3 separate regions of the Mus musculus genome follow, and regions 1 and 3 are each linked to region 2. The links are chromatin loops, found by intact Hi-C in ENCODE. Cell type or tissue: heart. All regions are shown on one strand. Links, peaks and the distances in the headings refer to the core of each region. The heading gives the core; the rest is flanking DNA.

Evidence for each region. A loop is a pair of places that touch in the nucleus more often than their neighbours do. Peaks named below come from ENCODE experiments on the same cell type or tissue, not always from the same donor. Only the 100,000 strongest peaks of a DNase experiment are listed, where the experiment ranks them.
Region 1: a loop joins it to region 2, with 6 times the contacts of the local background. A loop is called at or near these places in 6 of 42 quality-filtered maps.
Region 3: it touches region 2 in a loop (6-fold over the local background); 12 of 42 quality-filtered maps call a loop at or near these places.

Annotation. Positions count from the first base shown.
Region 1 is chr9:55,020,844-55,029,662 of GRCm38, reverse strand. Chrna3 (cholinergic receptor, nicotinic, alpha polypeptide 3) reads left to right here and starts at 3,101. Exons shown (of 6, transcript NM_145129.3): 1 at 3,101-3,332; 2 at 5,236-5,375; 3 at 5,473-5,517; 4 at 7,375-7,484. The coding sequence starts at 3,269. Chrnb4 (cholinergic receptor, nicotinic, beta polypeptide 4) reads left to right here. Exons shown (of 6, transcript NM_148944.4): 6 at 1-1,507. In heart, for the core only: a CTCF peak has its summit at 5,550 (motif pointing left); a DNase peak (open chromatin) is centred at 5,572; H3K4me3 peaks cover 1,130 bases; H3K27ac peaks cover 415 bases; H3K27me3 peaks cover 4,007 bases.
Region 2 is chr9:55,385,995-55,397,209 of GRCm38, reverse strand. All of the region lies in intron 3 of Tmem266 (transmembrane protein 266), which reads right to left. Among named protein-coding and RNA genes, the nearest start is that of Tmem266, 65 kb to the right of the region's middle. In heart, for the core only: no CTCF peak of the experiment used is centred there; a DNase peak (open chromatin) is centred at 4,729; H3K27me3 peaks cover 2,611 bases.
Region 3 is chr9:55,133,902-55,145,116 of GRCm38, reverse strand. No RefSeq gene overlaps it. Among named protein-coding and RNA genes, the nearest start is that of Ube2q2, 9.9 kb to the left of the region's middle. In heart, for the core only: a CTCF peak has its summit at 4,843; a DNase peak (open chromatin) is centred at 8,306; H3K27ac peaks cover 473 bases.

The DNA.
Region 1 (8,819 bases), core at 820-8,819, 370 kb after region 2:
ACTCTCAATTCCCAAGCTTTTTACATGTCTGCACTAGGCAGAGATCTACTCCCATGATCCTCTGTTCCAATATGTCACTTCCTGTACAAGCCTTCCCTAGCCATGCATTCCAAAGCAGCGTCTCCCATAACCACATTAAACCTCCAGCTTTCTTGAGTGTCCTCCATTGGCAGCTGCAGTCCTTAGTTGGTGGCACACTAGTCACCAGCACCTTGCCCATTAAAGTCTATGCTCAACAAGGGTCGGAGTGTGTGAATTCACATTCACACTCCAGAGCCTGGGACAGAGCTCTGCACACAGAAGGTGCAAAATAAATGTTTGTTGAATGAATGGCTCCTGCTCTCCTTCAAACACACACACACACACACACACACACACACACACACACACACACCCTCTGAGTAGCTGTCCTTGCTCCCTTCCTGCTTTCTGCCTTTACACCATGGTTGGTTCAGGCCTGTCTCTTTCTCACACTGATCTGTTTCTCTCACGGTGCCTGCCCCACTGTTGGCACTCAAGATACTTCTGGAATTAAGGAGTGTTAGTGGCTTTTTTAAAAAAATAAATGTTGAGCCAGGTGTGGTGGTTCACGCCTTTAGTCCCAGCACTTGGGAGGCAGAGGTAGGCGGATCTCTGAGTTCGAGGCCAGCCTGGTCTACAGAGTGAGTTCCAGGACAGCCAGGGCTACACAGAGAAACCCTGTCTCATAAAAACAAACAAACAAACAAAACAATACAAAAAAAATGTTGCTGTTTTCCTTTTACCCAGCTAGCTCCCAAATAATTTTGACTGGACTATTGTATTTATTTAAGAAGCTTTAAAGGCACAACAACGAGCAGCATTATCTATTTTAATCCTCTAAACTGATCTGGCTACCTCCCAGTCAAAACCCCAGTGATACTTGCATTTTAGTACTGATCTGGCTCTCTGGGCTCCAGGTGTTTTCTTATGGCATCTCCTGGACTCTCTACCCAAAGAGAATCCCCACTCTCCTCCTGCCCCCTTCCCTGGATGGGAGGAAGTCCAGACCTAGTCTCTCCCCTGCTTAGCCATTGACCAATCAGGGAATAATTGGGGAGCAATGTTTACATAACATTGAGACTGGAAATTCTCAGAATAAGAATTACAATCAAATGTGGGGGCACAGAAATCAGCGTTTGAATAATATAAAGGTAATCTTTACACAGGGTATTATTTCATGCCTACAAGGGGAAGATTTTAAAAATTTATTATTTTATGTGTATGGATGTTTTGCCTTCATGTATGTGTGTGTACCACGTACATGCTAGTACCCCCCCCCCCAGAGGCCAGGAAAGGGCACTAGATCCCCTGGAACTGGAGTTACAGACTTGAGCCACCACGTATGTGGTGGGAATCAAACCTGAGTCTTCTGGAAGAACAGCCAATGCTCTTCTTGACTGCTGAGTCTCCAGCCCCTGAGGGAGAATATTTTAAAGTGTTTTGTTTTTAGAATTAACCTACAATAAAGTTGACTTCTTTAAAGTTTAACATTTGTATAACCATCATTGACACTAGGACAAAAGAAAGATGTCACTCAAACTTGGCTACTCTGCATAGACCCAACCCCTGCACACTTAGCCCTGGCCACCCTTACCTTTTCTTCACTGCTGTAGCTCAGTATCTTCAAGCCTGCTGCTTAAACGGAATCCTTCAGGGTGTAACCATTAGATACTGTAGATACTGGCTTCTTTATGCTGGGTCTTTTTTTTTTAAAGATTTATTTATTATATGTAAGTACATTGTAGCTGTCTTCAGACACTCCAGAAGATGGAGTCAGATCTCGTTACAGATGGTTGTGAGCCACTGTGTGGTTGCTGGGATTTGAACTCCGGACCTTTGGAAGAGCAGTCGGGTGCTCTTACCCACTGAGCCATCTCACCAGCCCATATGCTGGGTCTTTAAAAACAACTTCATTGGGTCAGCAAGATGACTCAGTGAGCGAAGGCACTTGCCTCTCAAGCCTGGAGGCCCGAATCTCATCCCTAGAATCCTTATAAAGACTCTAAGAGAGAATCAACTTCACAAAGCTGTCCTAGGGCTTCTATGTGTGTGCATGTACACATACTTCCTCTCAGGCTTCCATGTGTGTGCACGCCCCCCCCCACACACAATAAACAAAACTCTTTTTAAAATGATCACTTTTATTGAAGTATAAATTCACTCATTGTGCACTGGACAATACCATGAATTTTAGTATGTTCATCACCATGATCCAGCTTAGTACTGCTCCATCACCCTTACAAGGTCCCCAAGAACCATCAAGGAAGCCTTCATGGGCTAAGCCATCCCTGGTGGATGGCCAGAGAGGTCAAGAGACCCCAGAACACCTACCTTGTCACCGTCGATTCCTGGGACACATGGGTTTGCAGCTGGCAGTGAGACCAAGGGAAATCTATAACCGCCACAAAAGGAAATCTATGACGGTCACTATGGGAAGCCAGATCCTCTAGTTATTCCAACTTTACTTATAAAAGTATTTATTTACTCTGCTGGGAATCGCAGCCTGGACCTTAGGTGTGCTAGACAAGCACTCTACTGCTGAGCTATAACCATCAGCATTTGTCTGTTTTCTCAAGGAGCATCTCTAGCATAGTCTAAAGAAAGTAGCGAAAATAATATAAAACCTCCCAGATATCATCACCCTTGCGTCCACCATGGGGAACTCCTTGCCAATATTGTTTCCATCCCAAGCCATCGAGTCCCTCTTAACTGTATGCTGTGTACACACACACACACACACACACACACACACACACAGCATCGTGCTGAAAATAGTTACTTTAAGAGCATAAACTTCCACGGTCCACTTTTGAGTTACACTAGAGCTGGCACATGTGATAGGCCCCCAGCCCTCCTCAGAGCTGTACCTGCCAGAAAGCCAGGGCCAGAAATTTGACCCTTTCTTCCTGCCATGGTGACAATGCCTGATCCCGACTGGTCTGTAGCCTAGAGGTTTCAAGAGTCCAGGGAGGCTCTGGGCGAGGCATCGAGGCATCGACGCAGAAGACCGTGGCCCGACGCCCCTCCCACGACGGACGCAGCTCCTGCCTTGGCCTCCCAGCCTCCCCGCCCTGCGGCTGCTAGCAGCGCTTGCCTGCCTGGGGTTCGTGCACTCGGGCGCGCAAGTGCGCGGGAGCTCGGCGGCGCGAAGCCGGGAGGAACCCCGCGCTCTCCGTGCTAGCTTAGCTGTGCTTCGGTGGTGGTCAGCACCAGAGTGGCTCCGGTCCTGTCCATGCGGTCTTCAGACATGGGTGTTGTGCTGCCCCCGCCGCCGCTGTCCATGCTGATGCTGGTGCTGATGCTGCTGCCAGGTACAAGCGGGGAGCGGTCGGGTCCGGAGCCTAGGCTGGCTGCGGGCGGTGGCCATCGGGCGGCGGGTGGGTCTCCTGTGCGAGGCTGCAGCCCAGGGCTCTGTTTTCCGCACGACTTTGACCACCAGAGCCTTAGAAGTCTAGGCACCCACTTGCCTTGAATCTCAGCGTGGCCCCACGGTTCTGCCTGTGCACGCGCATCCCAGTCCCTACCACTGAGTCCCTTGGCTACTCCTTTGTTCCCAAACCTGCTAGTTAGCTGAGGCTCGAGACTAGCCCAGAACCGGCCCTCTGCTTCTGCTAGGGAGATAGAGGTTTGGGTCCCGGTCCCGAACGTCGCCCCGCAGCCCCGCTTCCAGCATCTGCCTCCTCCCACCGCTTGGTTTTAAGTGGGAAAACATGCGGCCAAAGAAGGCTAAATATTTGTCTAAAGCTACCGGGTCGTTTTGGAGCTGGGGCAGGACCAAGCCTCTGGTTCTGGTCATCGGGTCTCTGCGCAAAATGATCGCGTTGCCTAGAGACCTTCGACGTGATCGCTCCTCCCAGGCCGTCGTGGAGGCTCTAGGGGGGAGCCTATTAGGAGAAAAGCCCTTCCAGAGACCCAGGATGGCTGGCGAGTGAAGCAGAAAAGCAGCTATGATGCTCCCCTGAAGGCGGTCAGAGCACGCAGGGGCGAGGGGAACGACACCAGCATTGTGGCTGTGCATCATTACAGTCTGCTCCACTGCATGGGTCCTGCTTAAATCTAAATCACAGCCTGAAGAAAATAAGTTACACCGGCCCCCTCCCCCGAGACTGTACCTAGACTGACCCTAGTACTGTAAGCAGACAGCTTGAGCCAATATGTCTTGCTTAGTTGGAGTGGATTTGTAAACAAAGGATGCCCAGGGACCAGAGGTAAAGGCTGGGATGAGGATGTGAAGACAGCCCAGCCAGGAACCCGGTAGGCATCTTGGCTCCTACGATATGATAACCAAGCCCCTGCAGAATTTGGAGAGAGTGAAGGGGCTGTAATCTCTGACACGGTGGAAAACAGGGCTCCTGGCCTGGGGGAACCCCGAGTGGCTCCACCCCAGGGTGAGTCATCTTTCCACTTGGGCAGCAGGAGAACCACAACCTTCCTTGGAGGAACAATAAAGGTTTGAGCCGCTAATAGCTCTTTTTTTTTTCTCTTAGATAGCAAGGTTAGGTGGTTATGTAAAGGTTAGAGTTTTATTAAGAAAACAAAAACAAAAACCAAACAAACAAAAAACCAGTATCTGGTCCTCCTGGGAAAGGCACTTCCCACTCAGCCTTATGACCGGCATTAGATTCCCAGGACCCACATTGTGGAAGGAGAGAACTGAGTCACCCTTGGAGCCTGCCCCCCACATGCCACAGCATGCACCCTCCTCCATTAATGTAATGAAAAATTTAAAGAAGAAAATAAGGAAGTCTTTACCTAGATTTAAGAGAGAGAAGGGGGGAGAAAGCTAAGAAAATGGCAGGAACACACACAGAGACAGTGTAGATTCTCTGACAGGATCCCACCAAGCTAACAGTTCTCCAGCACTTGCCTCAGGCCAGTGACTGAAGCACTTCACTTCCACCTTTGAGGTGCATTCATGCATACTCTTTGATAGTTCAGAAACGATGGTTCAGAGAGTTTGAGCTACTAGCCTAAGCGCACACAGCTTCCCCCGGTTTGCCGGGATTTTCCTTAGATGTACCCAATTTCAGAACTCAGGCTTCTAAACCACTGAATGTGCACGACCTCGGCTTCCCAGCCTGTAACTTCCAGGGAACATTACTAGCCTGGAAGCCCGAGTTTGCAGAGTACCCTGGCAGACGGCAGTCTGTGGGCAGGCTGCCCTCTCTGGGAGAGGTGCATTTCCTCAGGGACTGACAGGGATACCTCCTTCAGTGGCCAGCGCCTCGGAAGCTGAGCACCGCCTGTTCCAGTACCTGTTTGAAGATTACAACGAGATCATCCGGCCGGTGGCTAACGTGTCCCATCCTGTCATCATCCAGTTTGAGGTGTCTATGTCTCAGCTGGTGAAGGTGGTAAGTGCTGGGGCCACACGATGTGCCCCTGGGGTTCTAGGGGAGTCTTCTGCCTTATTTTGGTCAGTCACCTGTCAACTTCAATCTCACTTTCTAGGATGAAGTAAACCAGATCATGGAAACCAACCTGTGGCTGAAGCAAGTAAGTACCCAGGTTCTGTGTACTGCTGCCCCCTGGTGGTGATTGCCTTATTTGTTGCTGGGGGAAAAGGGGAACTGGACTGGACACTACTCCTGGACCCGGGACAGGGTCACCTGACTGCTCTTGAGGGCTGACTCCCTCACTCACATCACAGACAGACAAGCTACAACCTGGAGAGAGAATTCTATCCACAGCCCCCTTACAAAACTGAACAAGCTGGGTGTTGTGGCTCAAGCCTTTGATCCCTGCACTCAGAAGACAGAGGGAGGTAGATCTTTGTGAGTTCAATGCCAGCCTGATATATATAGCAAGTTTCAGGACAGCTAGAGCTATGTAGAGGGACATTAGTCTCAAAAAAAAAAAAAACAAAAAACAAAAAAACAAAACCAAAAACAACCAACCAAAGCTGGTTTGGTCTACAGAATGAGTTCCAGGCCAGCCAGAACCACACACATACACTGGACCCCTGACCCCCAATTCTGGTAACACTCACGAAGACATCCTTCCTTTCTCTTGCAAAGCCAGAGGTGGGTTCTCTTGCATTGTGCATGGGGCAGGAGCAGAGCACTGGTGTTCTGTTCCCACATGTCCTCCCTAGGGAAGCTTTGGCCAGATCTTTTGGGAGACATCACGACATCTGCCAGCTCAGCCAGCCTAGCACTCAGCTCCTACAAGCCTTTGTTTGAAGAGGCTGGCGAGCCAAGCGAAGCGTCCCACCTACATGTTCCTCTGTGGCCACAGCCCCATCCTGTTCCTTCTGGTGGTCTGTGCTCAACACTTTTATGGTCCTGTGGAATCAAGGCTCCATTCTGAGGGGGGGAACTCTTATATTTAGAAAGGATTATTCTGCTTTTTTGAGATGGGGGAGGGTATCCCATGTATTTCATGACAGCCTCAAGCTCACTGTGTGGCTGAGAACCTTGAACTTCTGGCCCTTCATCTTCCTAATGCTTGGATTATAGGAGTATGTCCCCATGCCTGGTTTAGGCGTTGGATGGGACTGAGCCTGTTAGATAAGCATCCTATCAAGTAAGCTAAGTCTCTACCCCACATATTCTGTGTGCGTGTGTGTGTGCGAGTGTGTGTGTGTGTGCATGTGCCTAGGCACATGTGTGAGGGTGTGTGTGCATGAATTTGGAGGTCAGACGTTGATAGAGGATGTCTTCCATGATCAGTCATTGCATCATTTGTTGAAGCAAGGCATCTCACTGAGCCTAGAGCTCAATGATTCTGTTGGTCTAGGGAGCCATCTTACCGCAGCGATTGCGTCTCTGCCTCCCTGAGATTATGAAGTGGGAGGGTTGTGTGCTCAGGGATTCCATCTCTGCTGAGGATGCTCACACTTATGCAACAAATCCCTTAGTCACTGACTCACCCCTCTTTTCCTATTCACGGTCTCATAGTGCATGGCCTAGGACTCCCTATGTAGCTTAAGCTGGCCTTGAACTCACAACCCTCTTGCCTCAGTCTCATGCCACTACACCTGGCTGGTGAGTGATTTCAAAGTATGTAAAAAAAAAAAAAGGAGTTTAATGTATGAACCTAGTAGAAATACAGAAGGCTGCCATCTTGGCTAATGTGATCGAAGGCAATGATTAATGGCTCCCGTTTGGTTGATAAGGATTAAGCTCCCAGTCATGAAGGCTGACTAGAGAGCAGGGGCAACCTGCAGCTTTAGCTCATGCTGTCTGCCTTGCTGCCCCCATGTTGCTCCCTTGGCCAACATTTTCTGCAGCAGGGAAATGGCTCAGTGACCCTAAGAAGGGGTGGTCTGTCACCATGATGGCCATAATGACATGTCTGTCAAGAAAACCTGGCTGGTCCTTCTACTGTCTTCTCCCCACCTCCTTTGGTCAGATCTGGAATGACTACAAGCTGAAATGGAAACCCTCTGACTACCAAGGGGTGGAGTTCATGCGAGTCCCTGCAGAGAAGATCTGGAAACCAGACATCGTGCTTTACAACAAGTAAGGAGCTGGCTGTCCCATACTCTTTTGGTCTGGAAGACTGGGCGCTTGGTCCTCCAGCCACTCACTATGCTTACAGTCTGGGCTTTTTTCGGCCCTTTCTGAAAGGGGTCTGCTTACTCGTTCACCCTGGAGGCACTGGGCATCTGTTATGCAGTGGGTACCATAGACGCCAGTGAGCCACAGAGCTGCAGGATGCTGAGTGGTTCCTTCCATGTGTGGCTGGAAGAAGGGAAAGGTCACCATGGAAAGCTGCTGGAAGGAAATGCCATTGAAGTGGGTCTTGAAGGTCACACGGGCTTTGGAAGAGGGGACCTGCAGCAGGGAAGGTCCGGGGATGCAGGAGAGTATGCCATGGGTAGCTAGAGTGACCTCACTATCTGCACTGTTGGGTATGAGGCTGGAGCAGCCCCGGTGTACGGTGGGGGGACCTGGGACATCAAGGGAGGGGCTTGCACATGGCAGCGGACACTAGCTTTGCAGGCAGGGATGGGAGGAGATGGCTGTTTCACCCTCTTTGAGAGGGAATACTCGTGAGAGAAAATCAGGACTGGGCAAGACTCAGAGGTTGTCCCAGGCTAGAGACCAGAATAATCACTGAGAAGCTGCTAAACACACATCTTCCTGGGGTTAAAACATTTTCTTCTTTGTTTTTTAGTGTCTTCTCTAAAGTTTATATACATATTGATATGTCTCCTTTATAAGTGCCATATTCTTTAGCATGGCTACCCAAAGGACTTTTATCGGTCTCTGTCCATTCCATTTCCTGCCATGACAATTTTTTGGTTCCGAGTGGTTCCGGAAGAGAGTTTTGTGGGGCGTGGGGTGTTGAGAGTTCTGAGATCTAATCGCTTCTTGGCCTTTTGGTTAAGATCAGTGTACAGAGTTCTGAGATCTCTACAAAGCTGCCCCAGCCTTGACTGACTTCACTGCACCCCTCTGTGTATTCTCACTGTAATGATTTCTTTACATTTGTTTATTTGTGTTGGAGGTGCAGTACCCTCGTGCTGGGATTGTCAGTGCTCATCACAGAGGCTTCTCCGTATGGTCCTTTTCTTCGAGAGGTGGCTATTTCTTCTATGTTTATGACCCTAGAACTCACTCTTTGGACCTTGAGACCCCATTTTTCCTCCCTATGTTACCCCCATTCAGCAGCTAATCCTACTTAGCCCCTGGGTCTCATGATGCTCTGGCCCTGTGCCCTCAAATGCTGACATTCATGAGACACTGGAACCGTCGCTAATCGTGTGGATAGTGGGCTTGTCCTCCTGTTGTACGTGCCCCATTGTTCAGCTTTCACAAGTCTCTGCTGCTGTGATTTTCTTTCTAGCCTTG
Region 2 (11,215 bases), core at 1,550-9,549:
GGAAGAGCTGGATTGGATCCCCACTTATCAGAGCAGATTATCTGGATATCAGTGCTACAGAGTACGGACAGCTGTTACTTGACAAAAAAAAAAAAAAGCTATAACTGGGTAAGTATAGAAAGCGTGAGTTGGAGTTAAGTGGCCAGTTCTATGTGGGGTGAGCTAAACCCTTCTTACAGTGCTCCACACAGATGGCAGCTATGGTTACCAAACTGTAGGCCAGGGCTACCTTCCGTCCCATCTCATGAGACTCACACTCTGTGTATGGGTGTCTTCTGGGAGATATTTCTAGGGAGACGAGGCACCCCCGAGGATGGACTCTTCTGCATAGCACTGAGTCTGGAGTGCTGTAATCGAACCTCGCTCATCTGCTTGTTTATGGCCCATTTCTGCCTGCCCATCTGTTTTTAGTTAGGGACCAAAGCAAACCAGGAAAGTCTTTACTTTGGGGTGTTCCCCATTGCCCCGAGATCACCTGCAAGGCACCAGGTCATTTTGGGGACCTCTCTTCCCCATTTGGAAAGTAAAGAATAGTATTTTTCAACTTGTAGAGTTGTTGGAAGCTAAATGAAAGAATGTCTCTAACCTGAAAGCACGGTGTGGCTGAAATAGCATCATGGTGATGGTGAAGGTAATGATGATGGTGGTGATGGTGATGATGATATCTGATGGCTCCGAGGCTTGGCCATCCCCTCATACTTCCCATCTAGAAGGAGTCAATCTGCTGCAACCTGCCGCAAGGAGGACCAGTGCCCTCCTCCTGTAGACGCGGGTGCCAGTGGGCTGGGAAAGCAGCTTTGCATTTTAGCTATCCCTGAAAGAATGATATGGGTGCTTTCAGGTGATGGCTTCTTCCTCATATTTGTGCAGAAAAAGCGCAAACACCAGAGGTGATAGCCTTGAAGAACCTGGCAGAAAATCGGGCTTGCTTAAGTCTTTCTGGATATTTCCTAACACGTGTGGGAATGACTGATGGTCTCTGTCCTTGGCTCGGTGGCAATACAATGACCAGATGTGGTCATCGCCAGACTTGGGAAGCAGGTCCCAGAAAGAGAAGCTTGCAGACCTGAGCAGGTGATGGAGGGAGCTAAGCAGGTCCCAGAAAGAGAAGCTTGCAGACCTGAGCAGGTGACGGAGGAGCTAAGCAGGTCATTTTGGATGGGGGAAGAAAGATAGGCATGAGTTCTAGAAAGGCCAAGAGTGGAGGGTGAGAGAGGAGGAGCCTGGCTGGGTCAGATGAGAGCATGTCTCTTCAAGAGACAAATGGAGAACAGAGATATAAAGCCGGGTGGGAGCTGAGCCTCAGAGACCAACCATGGAGTGGGTGCTTGTGGCCCCTTGCTGTGGACCTGAAAATGCACTCTTCCTCTTTCTGACCACACTTCCTGTTTTCTTGCAGGCTCCTCCCACAGGTCAACCCAAACCAAATCCACATAAAGCTAAGTAGAGTTGCTAGATAAATCCAAATTTCAGATAAACAATGAGCAACTTCTTAACACATGCTCCAGATCCTGCATAGAAAGGCTTCTTCTTGTACTTACTGTCTGTCTTTCAGACTTTACAGAGCAGTATGGATTCTAATCTGCTAGGTCTGGCAGACTTATAGCTGAGGGTCTGAAGGGGTCTGGTAAGGGTGGCTGTGATTTAGTCAGAGAAATGCACGGAGGAAGAGGCCGCATTAAAATTTGGAAAAGCAAAGCTCTTGGAAGCCGAGGGCTGATTTCTCAGTTGCACACCCGACATGGAAAGCAGAAGATCTCTAGCACCTAGAAGTACTTTCTGAGTGATACATAGTAGCCGTTTCTGTGGCTACATGGCCCTGAGACACTGCGAAGAGCCAGGGAAACCCAGAAGAGAATCCATGAGGCCACCTGTAGGCATGAGAAGCAGCAGGAAGAACAGTGAGCCTCTACCGTGTGTCAGATGGACAGCCTATCCCCATCACCCGGAGGCTCCAGAAGTGTAACGCTGCCACCCACTGGGGTCACTAGCCCAGACCTCTTTCATGCCCCTAACACTCTTCACTGCTAAGAGCTCTGTCACTCTGCCCACCTTTCCTGTCTCATCAGCTTCCCTACCTCTTTTTCCATGTGCCCGTCTGCCCCTCTGCTTGGTCTTATTTGCTTCTTTCACGTCTCAGTTTGTGCCCAGCCTTCAACCTGGCACTTCTGGGAAGTTTGGGCCATACCCTTCCCATCCCAGATTCTTCTAATGGCATGTTCTTTCCTAGACCACTAAGGCACCTCAGCTCCAGCCCCATGGCATCTACTCTTAGTGGCTGCTAACCCTGGTGCCATTTCACTGTCATTTGAAATGAGAGCCACACACCTTTAGAAGCTATAAATGAAACGAGCAGCCAGGAAACCTTTTGGCCCTAGGTGATGTCCAGGGAGGAACAGGAGGCTTCACCTTCATGGTGAGAGAAAGCAACTGGACACCCTCCCCCCTCCTACCTTGACATCTGTTGAGTATGAGCCTTACTGAGAGCTTTCTGCTCTTTCTGCCTCAGAAGAGAGCTACAAGCATCAGGAAAGAAACAATGTATTCCATGCAGTTGCAGCTTGCCTGTGGGAAGTTCAGACAGGCCACACTTTACACCAACTGTGAAAATACTGACTTTGCCTTTGAAAGAGATGAGGGCAAGTCTGGAATCACCTGCAATCTGAGATTTCCCTGAGCCAGGGAGAGGCTCAGGCAGCTGGGAGGACAAAGGAAGGAGGCAGGGAAAGATCTGGATGTCAAATGACACTGTGCCCCCTGCATGGGCAAGGTGGTCCCTCCATCCCAAGTCAGCAAAACCAGGTACATTGTAGTGGGAAAGGGGGTCAAATGAGTTGTAGCTGCTGTAAGGCCATGGAGCACTAAGGGAAAGCCCAGAGCCTGTGCTGGACTCAGGATGGTGAAGTTGAGCAGACATTTAAAACCAAGTGGTCAGGTGTGCAAGACCATCCCCTGAGCCTAAGAAATCTCTACCCTGTGCTTGTAAACTGTGCTTACTTGGAAAGAATTGTCCCAGCTGGGCTTCCTGACTGTTTAGAGCCCCTCATCAAGGGTGGGAAGGACTCGGGACCTCACCTGAGTTTTCAGGACTCCCTACCACCTGTTGTATGCAATGCTGCCTGCACAGGGCTAGAATGTATACACACACAAACACACACACACACACACACACACACACACACACATAGTCAAGGAAGAATAGGGAAGGGAGACTCCATGTATTCGGCTATGGGAAAGCCCCCATTTCTTCTGGGTAAAGACTTTCTGGTATAACCTTTGGGGGAGAAGCCACCACACCCCTGTAGATAACTCCTGTGCTCGGTACTTAAGTCCAATGAACTTGTCTCCTACAGTGAAGTCTGCTGGGATGCTGCTTCCTTCTGTAGTTAGAACCTTAGGAGAGGTCCACTCTCCCTGGGAAGGACTTTTAGCAATGGCGGGGGAGATCTCAAGGAGGAAGTGATGGTCAAGAAAGTTAAAGGCAGTGCCCATAGGTATCGGGAAGAAACACACAGACCTGCCTAGTTAGTACCAACATTCTCTTCAGGCCCAAAGGACACCAGGACATGGGCCAGGAACTGGCTTAGGGAGGAAGGGTTTCTCTTGCATGGTGGGCAGAGCTCACTAATCACCTAGCACCTGGGCAGATGCTGCTGGGGCAACCACTCCCCATGACAAGACCCATCTCCTGCCAAATCCCAAAGCATTGCAAAGCCAAGTCTACCTATCCTACTCTACTGCTGTGGCAGCTTAGCTGTGCCTGCCCAGAGCTTGGCATTCAGTCACCAGCTGCTCTCAGCCTGGGAGGAAATTCATGTTGGTCCCCGAGCTGCACAAGGAGATGGTATTTGTACCACAGCTGAGGTGAACCTCTTTTCTCCCAGTGACCCCACAGCACAGCAGTGACTTAAGAGACAAAGGAAGATACCTGCTGTAGGTAGATGACTCCAGGCAGAGAAGCCTGGAAGTGGGGGTTGGGATCAGCATCCAGGCCAGAGATTGCTGGAAAGTCCCAAGGTTTAAGCCATACCCCAGGTCCCTTATGAAGCCACCATTTCTGGGTTAGGCCCATGGTCTATAACTTCGTGAGGTGACTCCAAGGTGTGGACCATGGTTCTGCCTCTTCAGATGTGAGCACTCCTGGAGTTAGGGAAGCTAAATCGTCCCCAACACCCACTGAATTTGGGCCTGCATTTCAGGAGAACCCAGCTCAAGAGTGTTCTTGCAGGTGACAACTATTATGGAGGATGAACTGAGGGTGTATGTGGTGTGACAGAAGCTTGGGAGCAGGACAGAGAAGGTAACCAGGGCCACCAGGAAGGAGGCTTGCCTGTGCCTATGTTTTAACAAGAGAGACAGGGACGGGGCTGTACAACTCTAAAGTAACTTCCATCTGGGCTCCCTAGTGGGAATGGGAACCAGCGGTGAGGCAGAACCTGCAGGTTCCTGCCTGGCCCCAGGTTTAGAATTGGATCACTCCTTGTGAAATGCAAGTGACTCAGACATTCCAAGGAGAGTGTGTGTTCCCTCTCCGCGGAAAGGTATACTCCAAGAAGACGGTGTTTCCCGTTTTTATAACCCGGTTTGCGTGGTTAATAAAAGAACTGACTGGGCTGAAGCCCGGACACAGACTGGAAAATAACTTCTTTCAGGCAGCCTCAGCCCATCAAAGTCCCGGAGTGGTGTTATTCCTGAAGTTGCCACCAGAGGGCAGACGTGCCCCTATTTCCCAACATGTGCTACAAAAGCCAGGGGCAGCTCTGGGGAGGGCTTGGGCTGCCCAAATAGAGAATACCAACAGATGGGCCTGCTGGCAGGTGGTATTCCAGAGAAGTTCCGGCACCCCTCATGAGGCCTCAGAGGAGTCCGGGGGTGGAAAGCAGGTGAGCGCCGGTGCGGCTTCTGTTTTATATTCTTAGTTGTTTGGGGTAACAGTTTGAGAGAATAAATTCTAGAATATGAAAATGGAGTTTGGCAAATCCCCAAAGGCTCTTTTATGGGAGGTCAGGCCATAGGAGTGGCCTGGAAGGCAGGCAGGCAAGATCAGGTCAGGTAGTGGTCCCAAGCTTGACAAAGAAACAGCCTCATCTTAAAGGTGAAGTATGGACCAATCAGGGCCGGGCTTGCGTTGCTCCTTCAGGGCCAAGCCTCTTTCTCCCTACAACCCACTATGCACTCAGAGGAAACGTTGTCCTCCTGGTGTGAGCCTGTGGGGATGGTGGGGACTCTCCAGTTATCCTAAAAGGGTTCTTCACAGGCAATGAAGGTGGTTTCTCTAGTGTCCGGGACAGAAGACCTCGTTAGTTGCACATTTGGATTGTTGTCCATTAAGTTCCCAAAGAAAAGATCTGAGGGGAGGTCGGAATGAGTCTAGAAGTCTAGAGGTAGGGGCGACGGAGATGAAGATGAAGCCTGGAGCACCAGGCGTTTGCCCCCTGTCTGGCCTGCAGGGGGCTTCTCCCCCCCCCCCCCCCCGTGGCTCAGAAGATTCCTCGGAGCAAAGCTCTCCAATAATTGACAAAAACAATAACCATTTGCCACACACACCCCCCCCCCCCACGCCATAGACATAAAACTACAACTCTGCATTTAAGGTTTCAAGAGATGCAGAGACTCCTTGGCCCTCATGGAGACCCCCTGCCTAGCTTCTTAAACTTACTCTTAAGGGTCATTGTGCTTGTTAGTAGTTTTGTTAACCTAACCCAAGCTGGGGCCACCTTGAGAAAATGCCTCCATTATCCTGGCCTGTAGGCAAGTTTGGAGGGGCATCTTCTTGATTAACGAATGGCAGCCCACTATGGGTAGTGCTACCCCTGGACAGATGGTTCTGCCTTTAATCCTAGCCCTTGGGAGGCAGAAGCAGGTGTCTCTCTGCTAGATCAAGGCCAGCCTGGTCTACAGAGCTAGTTCTAGGACAGCCAGGGGTACACTGAGAAACCTTGCCTCCAAAACAAAACAAAACCAAACAAAAAAGCAGGCTGAGTGAGTTAAGAACAAGCCAGTTGGTGGCATTTCTCTGTGGCCCTGTTTCAGTTCCTGCCTCTATGTCCCTTCCTTGAGCTCCTGCTACAGCTTGTCTCGATTATGGACTCCAAACTGTAAGGTGTGATAAGCACTCTCCTCCCCACGCTGCTTTTGGTCACGGTGATCATAATAGCACTGGAAAACAAACTGGGACAGTCATGTGACTGAATGCCCCCTGAGATTCCCAGTAAACCTCTCTTTCCACTCTCAGAGTGGTCTAGTTCAGTGGCCCCTCTGCGGTACCTCAGCGTGAGGGATGAACAATCTGGCAATAGTTAAAGGCTGCTAAACACAGAGCTAACTAACTAACTATAAATAGATGGGGCTGGGAGGATGGCTCACTGGATAGAGCACCAGTCATGCAAACATGAGGACTGACTTCTCGCCCTAGCACCCATGTAAGAAGCCAGGCGGGCAGAGGCAGGCAGCTTCCTGGGGCCTGCCGGCCTGCAGGCCTTGTCTCCTCTCCTCGGTGAGTTTAGGCTCACTGAGAGACCCTGCTTCAGAATATGCACTGGAGAATGATTCAGGAGGACATCTGGCATTGACCTCTTGCCTCTGCTTGCATGTGAACACACATGTACATACATTAAAAACATAGAAGAAGGCTCAGAAGAGGGCTGGGGATACCTTAGTGGCAAAAACACTTGCCTAAGCATGTGTGAGCCCTAGGTCCAGTCCCTGGTACCATGCCCACAAATAACAAACATGAAACGTGGAACGAATCAGCCTGCGTCACCAAACCCCACTGTACCCTTGGATCTGATCACATGTTGTCATGCCAGGAAATCTCAAAGGACACTTCCTCAAACGCCCCAGCTTGGAGCTGAGACACTAACTGTTATGAATTACAGTGTTTCAAGGCTATTTGCAACACCTTCTGCTGTTAGAGAAACACAATGGCTTGGCTACAGGAAATAGAAACTTTTAATATTTTTCTATTGCCTTTCCTCAGTACATTTAGGTTACATTATAGAACCATTACATTAGAATGGTTTTAAAAAAAGAATTACTTATTTTATGTATATGAGCACACTGTAGCTGTCTTCAGACCCACCAGAAGAGGGCATCAGATCCCATTATAGATGGTTGTGAGCACCATGTGGGTGCTGGGAATTGAATGCAGGACCTCTGGAAGAGCAGTCAGTGCTCTTAATCACTGAGCCATCTCTCTGGCCCAGAATGGGTGGTTTTTAAAATTGCTCATTAAGAGTTAAGATGCCAACAAACTTTGTTTCAGTACTGCTAAAGGCCCGGCACTCAAGAGCAGAGGTAGGCAGTCCTCTGAGAGTTCGAGGCCAGCCTGGTCTACATAATGAGACCCTTTTCCAAAAATAAAAATCATTAAAGGAATCTTGGCTTTGGGTCAGGACAGACTCTCCAAAAATCTGAAACAGCCCTAAACATACTTCTGTCATTCTGTGTGATGTATTTATGTGAGGCGATTGTCTCAACATTGGAAATTAAAAAAAAAAATCTAACTATTGAAGATGTTCTACCCTAGAATATCAAAGATTCTGTCAAGATTTAATTCTTTCTGTAAACATAAACAGATACCTTCATCTCATTAGTATGTAAATTTTCTTTAGTCTTTCATGAGAAATTATATGTATACCAGAGAGTTGTTTTAAATAAATTTCTATACGATTTATCGTCAGTAAATGTTTGATTTGTATACCTACTTTACATTCCTATGTGCCTATGGTTCTATAATGGGTTCCTTGTTCTTTGCTTATAAGTGGGGAAGGTTTAAGGAGACCAGGTCTGGCTCTCAGGCTCTGCTTCTACGATGCTGATCCCTGGTGCCCTGGAAGCCACTGGAGTTGGTGGTGACTTGGACATCAGCATGTCCTTCTTAGCCCTCTGTTTCTCTTTACAGACGTCAGGAACACAGTCAGAGAAGGCCATGAGGACCACAGAAACCCAACTCTCACTCATCTATGTTTCACTGTTATTGGCTCAACAGACACATGCATGGTATGTCCTATGCACGAGGCGCTGTTCTGGGCACTTCAAAGGTTAATCTAGAGTGGTGGTGCCTGCCTTTAATCCTAGCCCTAGGGAGGCAGAGGCAGGCGGGTCTCTGTGAGTTTGAGGCCATCCTGGTCTACATGTCAAGTTCTAGGACAGCCAGAGCTACATATGAAACTCTGTCTTGAAAATAAACAGACAGACAAATGTGGGACAGGAGAAGACGTGTTTGGCTCTGGTGGCAATTAGTGTCTCCTAACCCCAGCCACATGTTGACTAAATCATGAGTCCAATCTTTTGTGCCTTAGTTTGTTAATCTTAAAAATGGGATCCCTGCCTTTGCAGAGGTGCTGGGAGGATCTGAAATGTTAAAGCCAGCATACAACGAGGCTAGCATGTGTCAGGACAACGATAGTTTCCATACATGCCTTAGCGGGTAGAGGCTCTGGCAAGAGGCAGAATACATATCGTTCTAAATCTAGACACCGTGCAAAGTGTTAGCACATGAGAGGAAGGGAGCCTTCCTCTCCACGGGGCCTGGATCCTTGGAAATGAACTGTGACTTGCAGTGGGCTCCTAGCCCTAGACTACTCTAGAGACAATGCAGCCAGGAGAGATAAGTTCATCTAAGCAAGACTTTTCCAAAGAGACACAATCCTGTCCTGGTGAGAATTGTCGATCCAGTGCCCACAGGGACACCCTTTATCTGAATGTCAGAGATGGAGCTCCTCTCCCACGTGGGGTGAGCCAGGACAGCAGGGAGAGCAGTCGCACTTCAGCTTCATCTCCTTGACCTGATTCCAAGAGGCGACCCATGACTTCACACACACAGTCCCAGAACACATGCACACGCTTCAGAAAGCCAGCCCTCGAGAGGCTTCTCGCCCAGCCCTTTGAGGAAGTGAAAGCATCTCCATTTCTAGGTAGGCAGCTTGAGTTCTGCACTCAGTGCTGAAGGTTCACACCACTGCCCCAGGAAAAGGCAGAGGCGGTGTGCAGCTGGGCCACCAGAGGCTAACCTGTGCTTGTCCCATAATCTTACATCTCTCGAGTCTGAGAGAGGCCTCACGGTGTGGTGGGACGAGCATAGAGTGGAGAGACAGGAAATGCCCTCTGCTTGGCAGGATGCTAAACTCCTCTGACCTCTGCCCCCTCTTAGGGTGTCTAAGGACATTGCCCACACATCTCTGAACAGGTAACAGACAGGAAGGATGTGGTCAAAGTGGTCCTGACTCTTGACGAGGGCTTCGGGTTCACCGAAGGGAGAAGGATGCTGTTAGATTAGGGGCTCTCTGCAACTCAGAGAGCCCTCAGTTCGGTGAACTGGCCACAAATTTAAGGACTTCTTTATGCTAGGTTTTGCAACTAGGGCAACTTGATGAGCTCAGCTCCCTGACACAGTGGGAAGAAGCTGTAAATTCTGGATCTTGGATGCCTCCTCAGGTGACTGAGGCTCTCTTGTTGGACACCATAACCCTGCATAAAACTGCTTGAGTTCCAGTCCTGACTTCCTATGGTGATGAACAGCAATGTGGAAGTATAAGCTGAATAAACCCTTTCCTCCCCAACTTGCTTCTTAGTCATGATGTTTGTGTATGAATAGAAACCCTGACTAATAAGAGATATACAGGCGGTTAGTCAGAGGTGTACAGGTGGCACTTTGACCTGTGGGTACGAGAAGCCTGGTGCCATTCCCTCCCCTGTTCCTTTGTTCTTCCTCAGCTCCACATAGATCAGCTTATAACCACTCTCCAGGGGAACTGGCTTTCCTGTGCCATCTGATCAGACTGCTGCCTGTTCATCACTCAGCTGGCCATTCAAGTCAGTCCTTTATTCTGCTCGCATGCCCTCTATCCCAGACTCAGTTGACCTGGTCCTTGCTAGAGGAACTTCCTGGCTCAGGGCTGGGGTTAGATGTGCGTTAGTAGGGCTCAGAGGTTGTCCAAGGCTGGGAATTTATTGTTTTCCCAATCAATGACAGCATGGATGGAGGGGGCTGTGGAAGTGTGGGGGTGGAGGGACAGGAGGTTTCTGGAGAGCGCCTCCTTAAGGTATTCTGAGAAGATACTATTTTTAGGCTGTGGCTTAATAGGCCCCTACTCCTCCCTTCTCTTTGCTCCCAGCTATTGCTTGCTGTCATATCTTAAATTATTTCAGTCCTTATTTAGAGGTGTTTGCTATCTTGGGTCTGTCTTTTTTTTTTTCCTAAGTTGACATCTCAAAAAATATCCCTGGGCCCCATCATGTTGCCTTGCACTGACTCTGGAATTCTGGAGAAGCTGTTGGTCTCATCTCCCGTAGAGCCTGTTGGAGACCCACACTTCTTCCAAGCTTCTCCTGTCTGGGAGTCCAGTTAATGAATGGAAATTAGCTCTCCCTTTTAGTTGTGTCTGTGCATGTGTGCGTGCACATGTGTGTATGCATGTGTGCGCATGTGTGTGAGTGTGTGTACATGCACATAGGTGATGCTGGGCACATGTGAAGATCGGAGGTCAACTTGGCTTAGTTCTTTCTTTCTACTGTGTGGGTTCTGGGGATCAAACAAAGGTTGTCAGATTCTGCAGTAAGCACCATTACTAGCCAAACCCAAAACCGGCTCTCTTTAGGCTGTGGTATACTGTATATGAGTGTCCCACATCTACATAGCAATGTAGATCAAAAGATTGGATCAAAAGATGAGTCCAATCAGCCTAGGCGTAGTCCCACATCCTTTGCCATGCGACTCAATTCTAGCTCATAAGACATGAGGCAAGAACAGCTGGAAGCTTCTGGGAAGGATCTATGTTGTTCTCAAGCCCATTATGGACAGCCTTTCTCGATTGCGAGATACAAATGAGAATGCATGACTACCAAAGGCAGTCCTTGTGCCAACTGTGAAGCCACTTTTGGCATCGGGATGAAGCCAGCACTGCTGACAGCAGTGATGGGGGAATCTGGCCCTCACTAACACTCATGGGCCAACCTCAGAGCTGCCTTAGCACTGGGTTCCATATTACAGAGGGAAGACTGTGGAGTAGACAATGAAGACAATACAAATATGCATGACTTGGTAACAGACTGAAGGCATGAGGGAAGAAAACCAAGTCTCACAGCATTTTGCTGTCACACGGTTTTGCGGTTGGAGCTGACACCTCTGCTCCCCTTTTCCCTGCTCCCCAGACTGTCTGCTCACCTCTGTGTCATCACTCCTGAAGGAGGGAGACATCTGGTTGAGAGGCGA
Region 3 (11,215 bases), core at 1,233-9,232, 250 kb after region 2:
TCTCTGCTCTACACTTTATCTCCATATTTGCTCCTGTGAGTAATTTATTATCCTTCTAAGAAGAACTGAAGCACCCACACTTTGTTCTTCTTGAGCTTCATGTGGTCTGTGAATTGTACCTTGGGTATTCAAGCTTTTGGGCTTATCAATGAGTACATACCATGTGTGTTCTTCTGCGATTGGGTTACCTCACTCAGAATGATATTTTCTAGTTCTATCCATTTACCTAAGAATTTTATGAATTCATAGTTTTTGTTTTTGTTTTTTCTAGACAGGGTTTTGTTTTTTTTTTTTTTTGTTTTTCGAGACAGGGTTTCTCTGTATAGCCCTGGCTGCCCTGGAACTCACTCTGTAAACCAGGCTGGCCTCAAACTCAGAAATCTGCCTGCCTCTGCCTCCCGAGTGCTGGGATTAAAGGCATGCACCACCACCACCCGGCTGAATTCATAGTTTTTAATAGCTGAGTAGTACTCCATTATGTAATTGCACCACATTTTCTGTATCCATTCCTCTGTTGAAGAACATCTGGGTTCTTTCCAGCTTCTGGCTATTATAAATAAGGCTGCTATGAACATAGTGGAGCATGTGTCCTTATTACATATTGGAGCATCTTCTGGGTATATGCCCAGGAGTGGTATAGCTGGGTCCTCAGGTAGTACTATGTCCAATTTTCTGAGGAACCACCAAACTGATTTCCAGAGTGGTTGTACCATCTTCTAATCCTATCAGCAATGGAGGAGTGTTCCTCTTTCTCCACATCCTCGCCAGCATCTGCTGTCACCTGAGTTTTTGATCTTAGACATTCTGACTGGTGTGAGATGGAATCTCAGGGTTGTTTTGATTTGCCTTTCCCTGGGCATTTTCTTTACTAAGGATTGATGTGGGAGAATCCAGCTCACTAGGGATGGTGGCACCCTTAGGCTGGTGATCCTAAGTGGTATAAGAAAGAAGGAGGAGCTGGGAGGTGGTGGCACATGCCTTTAATCCCAGCACTTAGGAGGCAGAGGCAGGTGGATTTCTGAGTTCGAGACCAGCCTGGTCTACAGAGTGAATTCCAGGATAGCCAGAGATACACAGAGAAACCCTGTCTCAAAAAACCAAAAAAAAAAAAAAAAAAAAAAAAAAAGAAAAAGAAAAGAAAAGAAAAAGAAAGCAAGCAGGAGGAGCAAGCCAGCAAGCAGCACTCATCCATGGCTTATGCATCATTTCTTGCCTCCAGGATTCTGCCTTGACTTCCTTTCCTGATTTCCATGGGTAATGGACTAGAAATTGTAAACTGAAGTAAACCCTTTCCTCCCTAAGTTGCTTTTGGTCACAGTGTTTTATCACAGCAGTAGAAAGCTAACCAGGAAACCAACGCCCCCCCCCCCCAAAATCATAGTTTTTAAAAGCCAAATGTAGTAGTGCATGCTTGTAACCTCATCACTAGGGGATTGGGGCAAGCAGATCTCTGGGGGTCACCAGCTAGCCACAGGCCAATGAAAGACTATTAAAATATATATATATTATATATTAAATATATATATATAATGACAACTCCTGATGAACAACAGCGAGGTTTGTCTGTATCTTATTTTTTCAAACCTTAGTTTTAATCATGGTTCTTAAACACTTTAACCTCCCTTGTAGCCCACCAGAGGTAGTGGAAAAGAAAGGATAGGGGGGAAGTAGACCTGTTTAGAAAGGTTCTTTGGAGCAACTCCCGTCCATGTTGTCTGGAAATCAGCAGTTCAGTTCACAGGTTAGCAGGCAGCAGGTTGATCCACGCCCAAACACTTGACAGATACACCAGCAGTCCAATTTGGTAGAGCTGGGATAGCAAACACGAATCAGCAGCCGAGGCACTGACTAGCAGAGCCAACTCGGACTCAGCCTCAGCAGTGGCCAGCAGCAAGGACCAAGAGGAACACCAGAAGTTCTCAGCTATGCCTCTCTCAAGGAAGCAAAAATCAGCGAAAAACTCAAGACCCACAAGTGTTGCACAGCTAGCTCTGTCAGCAAGCCTAGCTCAGCCTCTGCCTCTGCCCTTCAAGTCCTATTTATACCCTCCAACATCAGGTGTCCTCCAAGTGTCTTGCCTCAGCATGTGTGTCCGTCTCAGCTGACATCACTCTACCAATCAACCCAAGTCTGCTGAAGTGACAAGAAACTGCAGCGCACTAACAGAAGTTTTTTGGTATGCTTCTTTATGGAGTCTCGACAAATGCAGCTCAACTCTGAGATATAAGGCAGACCAATGCATGCATGTTGTTAGAAAAGAATCCCTCATCACATGTCCTTTCACATGCTTGCTTTAGCCGAACATCCTTTCACCTGTGTCTGCTTCAGCTAAACATTCCTTCATGTGTTTGCCCCAGCAAAATACTAACTTTCCAAAGAACCCTTATGTTGTTTCTACTTCAGTTGTCCTCTGGCCTCTACATGCATATGCACACACACACACACACACACACACACACACACACACGGCGGGGGGGGGGGGGGGAAGAGAGAGACAGAGAGAGACACACAGAGAGAGAGACAGAGAGAGAAGAGGAGACAGAGAGAGAGACAGAGAGGCAGAGAGAGAGAGAGAGAGGATGCTCTGGTGAAACTTTTTTTTTTTTTTGGTTTTTCGAGACAGGGTTTCTCTGTGTAGTCCTGGCTGTCCTGGCACTCACCTTGTAGACCAAGCTGGCGTCGAACTCAGAAATCCGCCTGCCTCTGCCTCCTGAGTGCTGGGATTAAAGGCGTGCGCCACCACACCCGGCTTAAATTTTTTTTTCTTTCTTTTTTTTTTTTTTGAAACAATTTTTTAAAAGATTTATTTATTTGTTTATTTATTTATGTGTGAGTACATTGTAGCTATCTTCAGAAAGACCAGAAGAGGGCATTGGATCCCATTACAGATGGTTATAAGCCACCATGTGGTTGCTGGGAATTGAACTCAGGACCTCTGGGAGAGCAGTCAGTGCTCTTAACCGCTGAGTCATCTCTCCAGCCCAAACAAACAATTTCTCAGAGACTTTGGATCAGCCCACGTCAGTAGTGAGAGAAGCTGAAGCAGAGCGAGCAGCAGTGAGATCAGAAAGTATCCTGCCAACTCTAGGGACGTGCCTGGGGCAGAGCTGCTGAATCTGAGGGGTGATGATAGTCCAGAAAGAGTTTTATTCAGAGTAATAGTGAATAGGATGGAAGACCGGCAGGAAAGCAGTGATGCCACACAGCCTAAAGAGATGCTGACTGTGGTGTGCTGGGGGTGAGGGGGAGCCTCAGGATAGAGACTTTGTATCTCCGGATAGAGACTTTGTATCTCAGGTCTGCACCTAGGAACATAGGGCAAGGAATATTTTTAAAAATTAAAAACTGGGCTTGGTAACAGAAAACTATAACCTCAGCCTGGAGAGGCAGATGGAAGGATCTTAGGCTTCCTGGCCAGCCAGGTCAACTGAATCAGTGAGACACCCTGTCTCAGAAAATATCATGAAGAGCAATTCAGCAAGACAGCCAATGTTGACTTCTGGCCTCTATATAGGAGACTGTGTGTGTGTGTGTGTGTGTGTGTGTGTGTGTGTGTGTGTGCACGCAAGCATACACATATAAAACACACACAAAATATGTATGTCTGTGCATAGAAAAGCACTTTTATCATTGTAAAAGATAAAATAGGATTCCAAGTCTTAGAACTGGACATTTCAAACATTTTGGACTACCCAGTGGAATAACTGAGGGCCTTTATCCAGGCTGTATAAGTACCTGGAAGGATGCACCATCATATTAATAATGAACATTTCCTGGCAGTGACTTGAGGCTATTTCAATTTTCTATCTGCTTATTTATATTTTCCAAAATATTGGTATTGGATAGATACATGTCAGTAGCCTAAATACATAATTTTAAACTAGTCTCTACATATTTAAGATAGAGAGATGTCAGTCATGGAAGAATTTTGAAAAGAAAATTTAAAAAGTCAGTACATATCTGTTTGGTTTGCTAGGGTTTGAACCCAGGACCTCATAAGTTGCTAGGCAAGCACTCTGTCACTGCCCTACCTCCCAGCCCCAACTTTATTTTTGTTTGTTTGTATTTTAGGTTTCTCACTGAGCCTGAAGCTCAGAGTTTGAGCTGAACTGGCTGGTCAGCAAAGCTGGGAGATCTTCCTGCACGCCCCCCCCCCTCCCCTGCTCTGGAGTTATAGGCTTGTACCACTATAGGCATCTTTTTTTTTTTTTTTTTTTTTTTTTTTATGTGACTGCTGGGGATCAAATTGGGAGCTCATGTTTACACTGTGAGCCCTTGACTCTCACTGAGCTACTTCCCCAGCTCCTGGTTTGATTTGATCTGTTTTCTAATCACAAAAGGACTCTTGAAATAGAAGTGATTCAGAGCTTGATTTACAAACACCTGAACACCAGGCTTCTAGACAAACAGCCAATTCACTGATGCTTCACAAATGTTAAATGGTACCCTGTTTCAGAAAAAAAAAAAAAAAATCCTTCTCCCCAGACCAAGCTGAGTAAGTGTCTTGGTGCTTTCACTTTGGCTTAAGGGGGTCTTCCTCCTCTGGGATCAGATTCGGGTCATCAAGGGGTGTGATTTCCAAGAGAAATTCATGGAAACAAGAGCTTGATTCTGTTTGCATTTTCCATAATCAATGAATGCATTATAGGATTCTGAATAGCCTGAAATCAATAGATTATCTCCCTGGTTACATTTAGGTCTCATCTTACAAAGTATGAAAAATTAAATAGTGATGAGCACAGTCCTTCAAATCTCATGGGCAAGGGTAGACAACACAGCCCACTCAGGGTGGAGGCCTCTTTACCAGTTACAAACACGCTCCAGCTAAAAGCCTGGAGCTCCACTCAGAGGTTAAAACAAAATCTGCTCATGGCAGAATACCAGAATGGCACTGAGCTGGCTTCCGGGGTTACTCTCCCGGGAACATGTGGCCAGTCACATTCTCTGATACTTGATTTCTTTGTGTGTCAAGAGGTCTTGGACAGAATTCATATTTTCCACCATCCAGACATGCTTAGTTCCAAGAATGCGTGAGGGAATTTGCTAGCTCAAAGGGTTGAAATGGTCAAGGAGCCCACAGGTGTGAGAACAGAGCAAACGTAAGTGCCACAGGAGCTGGACAGAAGGCATGCCCAGTAGTTAGTAGTGCTTCCTGGCAGAGAACAGAGAAGGCCAGGGAGAAATACTTTGTCTTGGTTGAAGAACTGACTTCTCTTCTACTTTCTAAATGCAACAGTTATGTGGTGTAGTTTCCCTCTGAATTTCAAAGGATCCCAGATTTGGTCTTAGTCGGCACTGTCCCAGAAGTAAGCCATTGAACAAGGATTCCAAATACAAATATGGTCTCTCTGATAAAACTGGTAATATTCTAGAATCCCTTTGGACCCCAATTTCATTCCCCCCTCCCCCAGGATACTTCTGTTCTGTTTTGGATATTCACTATGCCAATTGCACCTGGGTTTCCCTTTTGAGGAGATTGTTTGTTGGTTTGTTAGTTGGTTGGTTTTTTTGTTTGTTTGGGTTTTTTGTTTGTTTTTTTTTTTTTTTTTTGGTTTGTTTTGGTTTGTTGTTGTTTTTTTTTTTTTTTTTTTTTTTTTTTTTTTTGAGACAGGGTTTCTCTGTGTAGCCCTAACTGTCCTGGAACTCACTCTGTAGACCACGTTGGCCTCAAAATCACAGAGATCTGCGTGCCTCTGACTCCTGAGTGCTGGGGTTAAAGGTGTGAGCCACCACTATCAGTGGGGCCCAATAGCTAAGATGTGGACAAGGGGGTACACCTGGAAAAGACGTTATCACTTCCATGGTGGCAGAGTGGGATCACAGCTGCCCTTCTCCTGCTGAACTCACCTCCTACCTACTATGTAAGAGAGAAAGAAGCTCTCGAATGTCAGTACTCTATTTTAGGTGCTTTGTTTTCAGCATGTTCCCTAACCAACAGACTCCCTCTCAGGACAGTTGGCTTCCCATTGGGCCTTATTGTATTACTCTTTCTGGACTGTGTCCTTCCTGGAAAGAGACAAGTCACAAAGGGAAAATAAAGGAGAAAAAAAGAACAAATAAACCTATTACTGATGTTTGCATCACTCACGGCTGCCAACCATTCTTTAAATAATCTTTGTATCTGGGGAAGGTTCTGACAGTGATTAAATAAAGCCAGACAATAGTTAAAGTGAGGAGAACAGATTTTTCATTCAGTAACTTCTGACAACAGGGGAAAGGGCCAAGCTCCGTTCCAGTGTGTGCATCGGTGACAGGTCAGGTTGAGAAGGAGGGTCAGGGGAGTGAACTGGTCCTAGGGGAAGAGCTTGCTGAGGGCTTGCAGGGATGCGATGGTGCCACTCTCAAAGTTAGGATCCACTTTTCCCTGTCCGTTCTGATGGATACGTTTCAAAGTAATGGTTTTTGGGTCCTTGAGCAAAACACTATGCGTTGATGGACACACACACCAAAGACATAGAAAATATTTCCTTTTGTAATAAATGTCCTAAGAAAGGGAAGGCGGGCAGGGGCCTGTCTCAGTGTTGGCTAAAACAGATTACATTGTTTCTTTTTTGACTTCTGAGCTGTTCCACACAAAACACTCAAAAGAAGACTGGGATGGGAGGAGCTGGGAAAATAACTCAGCCAGTCAAGGCTGATAAAAGCATGCAAACCTGATTACAGCCGTAAAAACATGCAGACCTGAGTTTGATAGGAGAACCCATGTGTGATGGCATGGGAGGCAGAGGCAAGCATATATGTGTGAGCTGAGGCCAGCCTGGTCTACAAACCGAGTCCCAGAACAGCCAGGACTATACAGAGAAACCTTGTCTCAAAATACAAAACAAAACAACGAAACTAAAACAAACACACAAGCAAGCCAGGTAAGGTGGCAGACTCCTGTAAGTCCAGCTCTGGGGAGACCGAGACAGTTGGAGTCCTGGGGCTTGATGGCCATTAAGATAGCAGTTTTTTGTGGTTGTTTTTTGTTGTGGCTTACAGGTTACAGCCTATTATCAGGGGAAGCCAAGGCAGGAACCTAGAGGCAAGAACTGGTCTGTAAAACAACAGTGCTTTCTGCCTTGTTCCCCATGGCTCTCTCTTGCCCATCCTCTCTGTTTTGTTTTTTTTCCAAACAAGTCCCACATGTAGCTAGCACTGACTTTTCTACTCACTCCGAAAACACCAGGCTGTCCTTGAACTCACAGAGATTTGCCTGCCTCTGCCTCCTGGGATGAAAAGCATGAGTGTGCACTATAACCTGGCTCAGCCTGCATTCTTATATAACCCAGGCTCCAGCCCCAGCAAGCTGGCTCCTCCCACATCTATCAGGACTCAAGAAAATGTGCTACAAACTTGCCTCCAGGCAATCTTACGGAGGCATTTTCCTAATTGAGGCTGTCTTTCCATATAACTAGCTTGTATCTCCTTGACAAGGAGGAGGAGGAGAAGAGGAGGAGGAGGAGAACAACAACAACAACAACAGGGCCAGGTTAGGTTTATACTTGCCAGTATCTTTGGCCCCCTCGGATTCTTGCAAGGAGCCACATTTGCCATCGTTTATTGGATAATTCCCCAATTAATGTGTCTTATGGCACTTAAATGTCATGTCTATCTCATTTATGGCTCTAGATCTATATGCTCATATCATAGGGCCAACTAAGATTGTTCAACAAATATGGAGTTAATGAGTGAATGAATAAATGAACAAATGGATGAATAGAGAGACATTTATGCTGGGTGGCACAGAGCATACTGAAAGTTACACGGGACTAGCAGCCATCCAACATGGACTCTAACCCTGACTTTATCATTTCCTGGGTAATCTTCAGCAGTAATATATTTAGCTTCCCAGATACGGAGAGTGTTCCTTTCTAGTGCTGACTCCAGCAGCCGCAGGGAAAGGTGTTTCTCCAGACCTTCCTGTGCCCTCCCAGGCTTACAAAGTAAATATTCCTGTCATTGCCACCAAGCCAACCGCTGACCAATCTGCTTGAGTAATTTAAGAAATAAGAGAAGCTAAGGTGTGTCAAGCTTCCAGCAAAGACAGGACACCAGTTCTCCTGAAACAACCTTCCCCATTGAAAATTAAGGGGTTAGTATCAGGCAAGCCTCCTGAACCATTTTCCACAGGAACAAACTCTCACTGATGATCTCGTGGGGACATGCTGTTGTAGAGCAGAACATGGTGCTGAGAGAAGCCACACAAGCTCTCAGCTGGCCGACAGAAGGTTCCTGGGATGGGTTGGGGCCCGCTTGCTTGTGGGTGTGTCAGGCATTCTGGGAATTCGTGTCAACTCAAATCACTCCCTCTACAACTGGAAGGTCTGAATCACAAGGTACTGACAGTTGTTTGGTTTCCTCACACTACTCTCCTCCTCCTGGCTTCCTAGCCCACTTCTGAGATCAGTACACCACTGTGGGAGTGATGCAGAGCTCCAGCCAGAGAGAAATTGTTCCCAGTGCCTCCTCCCCACCCCCATCCGCTCCCCAGGGCTGCTCTCAGTCACAGAGAGGCAGTGAGCCTCCCAGAGACGACACAATTATATTCAGAAGCATTTCTCCCAGAACTGCTGTGGTCCTTCAAACTACATTACTACTTGCTCACAATGGCAGTAAGGACTCTCCTCTTCTACCCAGGAAGCCAAAGAGAAAATGTGTGGGAAAAGATCACCCTGCAAACAAGAATAACATTTTCCCACAAATTCTGAGTGGCAGAAGGCTGCCTCAGAGAATCCCATGTAATACATCACCATCTAAGATGGAATGACCCAAGACTGCGTGCATTGTTTAAGCAAGGAATGCCTGGATTGGGGAGCCCATACCTCAAGCCCTATGATTCGGAGGGGCTGTGTCCTTCCAACGCCTGAGCCTTATTCCCACTTACACAACTGCATTACACAAGGCAGTAATGTCTCTGCCAAGGACTCCAGATTCAGAGCAAACAGGACACCTTGGGAGTCCCTAGATCTGTCTGCTCTTTCTTCATTTGACTTCCTTCAAAACAGATAGCTGTTATTTATCCAGTTAACATGTATCTTCTGTCTTCTCTGGGATGACTGAAGTGCTACACTGGGAGGTTCTATCAAAGGCATGTTCAAAGAGAACAAAGATACCAATCTTAGGATAACTCAAGATCTTTATTAAAAACCCAAGGTAAAATTATGGAGAACTGGAGAAACAGCTAACTAGCCAGGCAAACATGAAGACGTGAGTGCGAATTGCCAGCAACCACATGAAAAGCTGAGTGTGACAGTGTGCATCTGTAGTCCCAGCACTGGGGAAGTGGAGACAGGAGGAACACCAAGGCCTCGCTGGCCAGTCAGTCTAGCCAAATTGTCAAGTTACAAATTCAGTAAGAGAGGGTGTCTCAAAAAAGATGATGATGGTGGTGATGGTGATGGCGATGATGACGGTGATGTAATAGGTGACATAGAAGACACGTGAAGCTAACCTCTGGCTTTCACACGCATGCACATGCATGTGTATACCTCACAGCCTTTAATATCTTTAATCCCAACACTTGGAAAGCAGAGACAGGCAGAGTTCTTTGTTTGTTTGTTTGTTTGTTTGTTTGTTTGTTTGTTCCGAGACAGGGTTTCTCTGTGTAGCTCTGGCTGTCCTGGAACTCACTTTGTAGACCAGGCTGGTCTCGAACTCAGAAATCCGCCTGCCTCTGCTTCCCGAGTGCTGGGATTAAAGGTGCGCGCTACCACTAGAGCCCAACTTCATCTACTATAATGAGTTATAGGCCAACCAAGGCTACATAGTAAGACCTTGCTTCAAAAAGAAGTCCATAAATGATAACAAAGCATCTTTTATTGTGGTTGTGAGAGTGACATGAGGGAGAGGAGGGAGAGAGCAGGGACCTAGAGAGAGCAGAGGAGAGGCATAGCGCATGCAGGCTGAAGCTGGGGAGAAGGGAACCAGATAGAGTGGTATCATCCAAAGTGTGCTGTGCAGAGGTGGGTGACAGGATGTGGATGGTAATCAAAAACAGACACATAGAACACAGTAAGTAGTCGGCCATTGTCAGACATCCAAGTACATGACCTTGTCAGCTGATATAGCTGGATTCTATGTAGGAAAATGGTCTGATAATGCCACAGAAATGATAGTCAAAGACTAAGGTGCTTGCAGCAGAAGGTGAGAGGGCATGTGGCCCCTTCACAAAGAAAGTCGTGGTGCTAAACCTCCCCCCCCCACACACACACAGAAGCATTTGGTATCATAGGTGACATGGGAAAAGACCCACAAAGGCTGGCTCAGGTGTTCATTTGGAGACATTTTCATGTGATGTCGTAGGAAGCTGAGCACAGACTGCTTTGCTTACATGCTGAAGGATGGTGGGTGATGAAGGGAACGTTGCACTTAGAGTTGAATGTTAGCACCAAACCTTAGTGTTTCATCTGGCAACGAAACTTCCAGGGTGTGGACCATCTTGCCTTTTGGCTTAAGGTCTTGCGTAACTAGTGATCTTTGTAGGAAAAAAGGAAAGACTAGAAACTTGAAAAACAGACCTTCTCCCAGTTCAAATAGCTGGTAGAATAGGTCTGTTAGTCACCAGAGAGGTTGGTGCACGTCACATGTATAAAAAGTTCACACCAAACACATTGTGCAATTGATAGAACATATTCGATTTTAAAGCACTGGATTCTCATATCAAAGGAGGGGGGTCACACAAGAAATGGATAGACCCAGAAATTCTATGATTTCATAGGAGGAACTGTTCATTTCAGCTAATGACAGAGATTAAAGATGAATTTTGAAAGCAGTATTATTTGCATCATTTAGAAATTTACAAGTGAATAGTCCAAGCTTTCTAAAATTGCTTAGGACATATCTTCCACAAATGCCTGTTTTAATTTTCTTTCTGTTGCTGTGATAAATACCATGCCCAAAAGCAACTTGGGGAGGAAAGGGTTTATCTCCATTTACAGTTTATAACCATCACTGAGGGAAGCCAAAGAAGGTATCCAGGGCAGGAACACAGAGGCAAGAGCTGAAGCAGAGACTATGAAGCATCACTGCTCTCTGGCTTGCTCTGTATACTGCTCAGCTTGCTTTCTTATAGAACCTGCTAGGGTTGGTACCACCCACAGAAGGCTGGGCCCTCCCACATCAACTCAAAAAATGCCTAAAGATGTGCTTACAGGCCAATGGAGGTGCTTTCTCAACTGAAATTCTTTTTTCCCGGATAAGTCTGGCTTCTGTCAAGTTGACCAAAAAACTAACC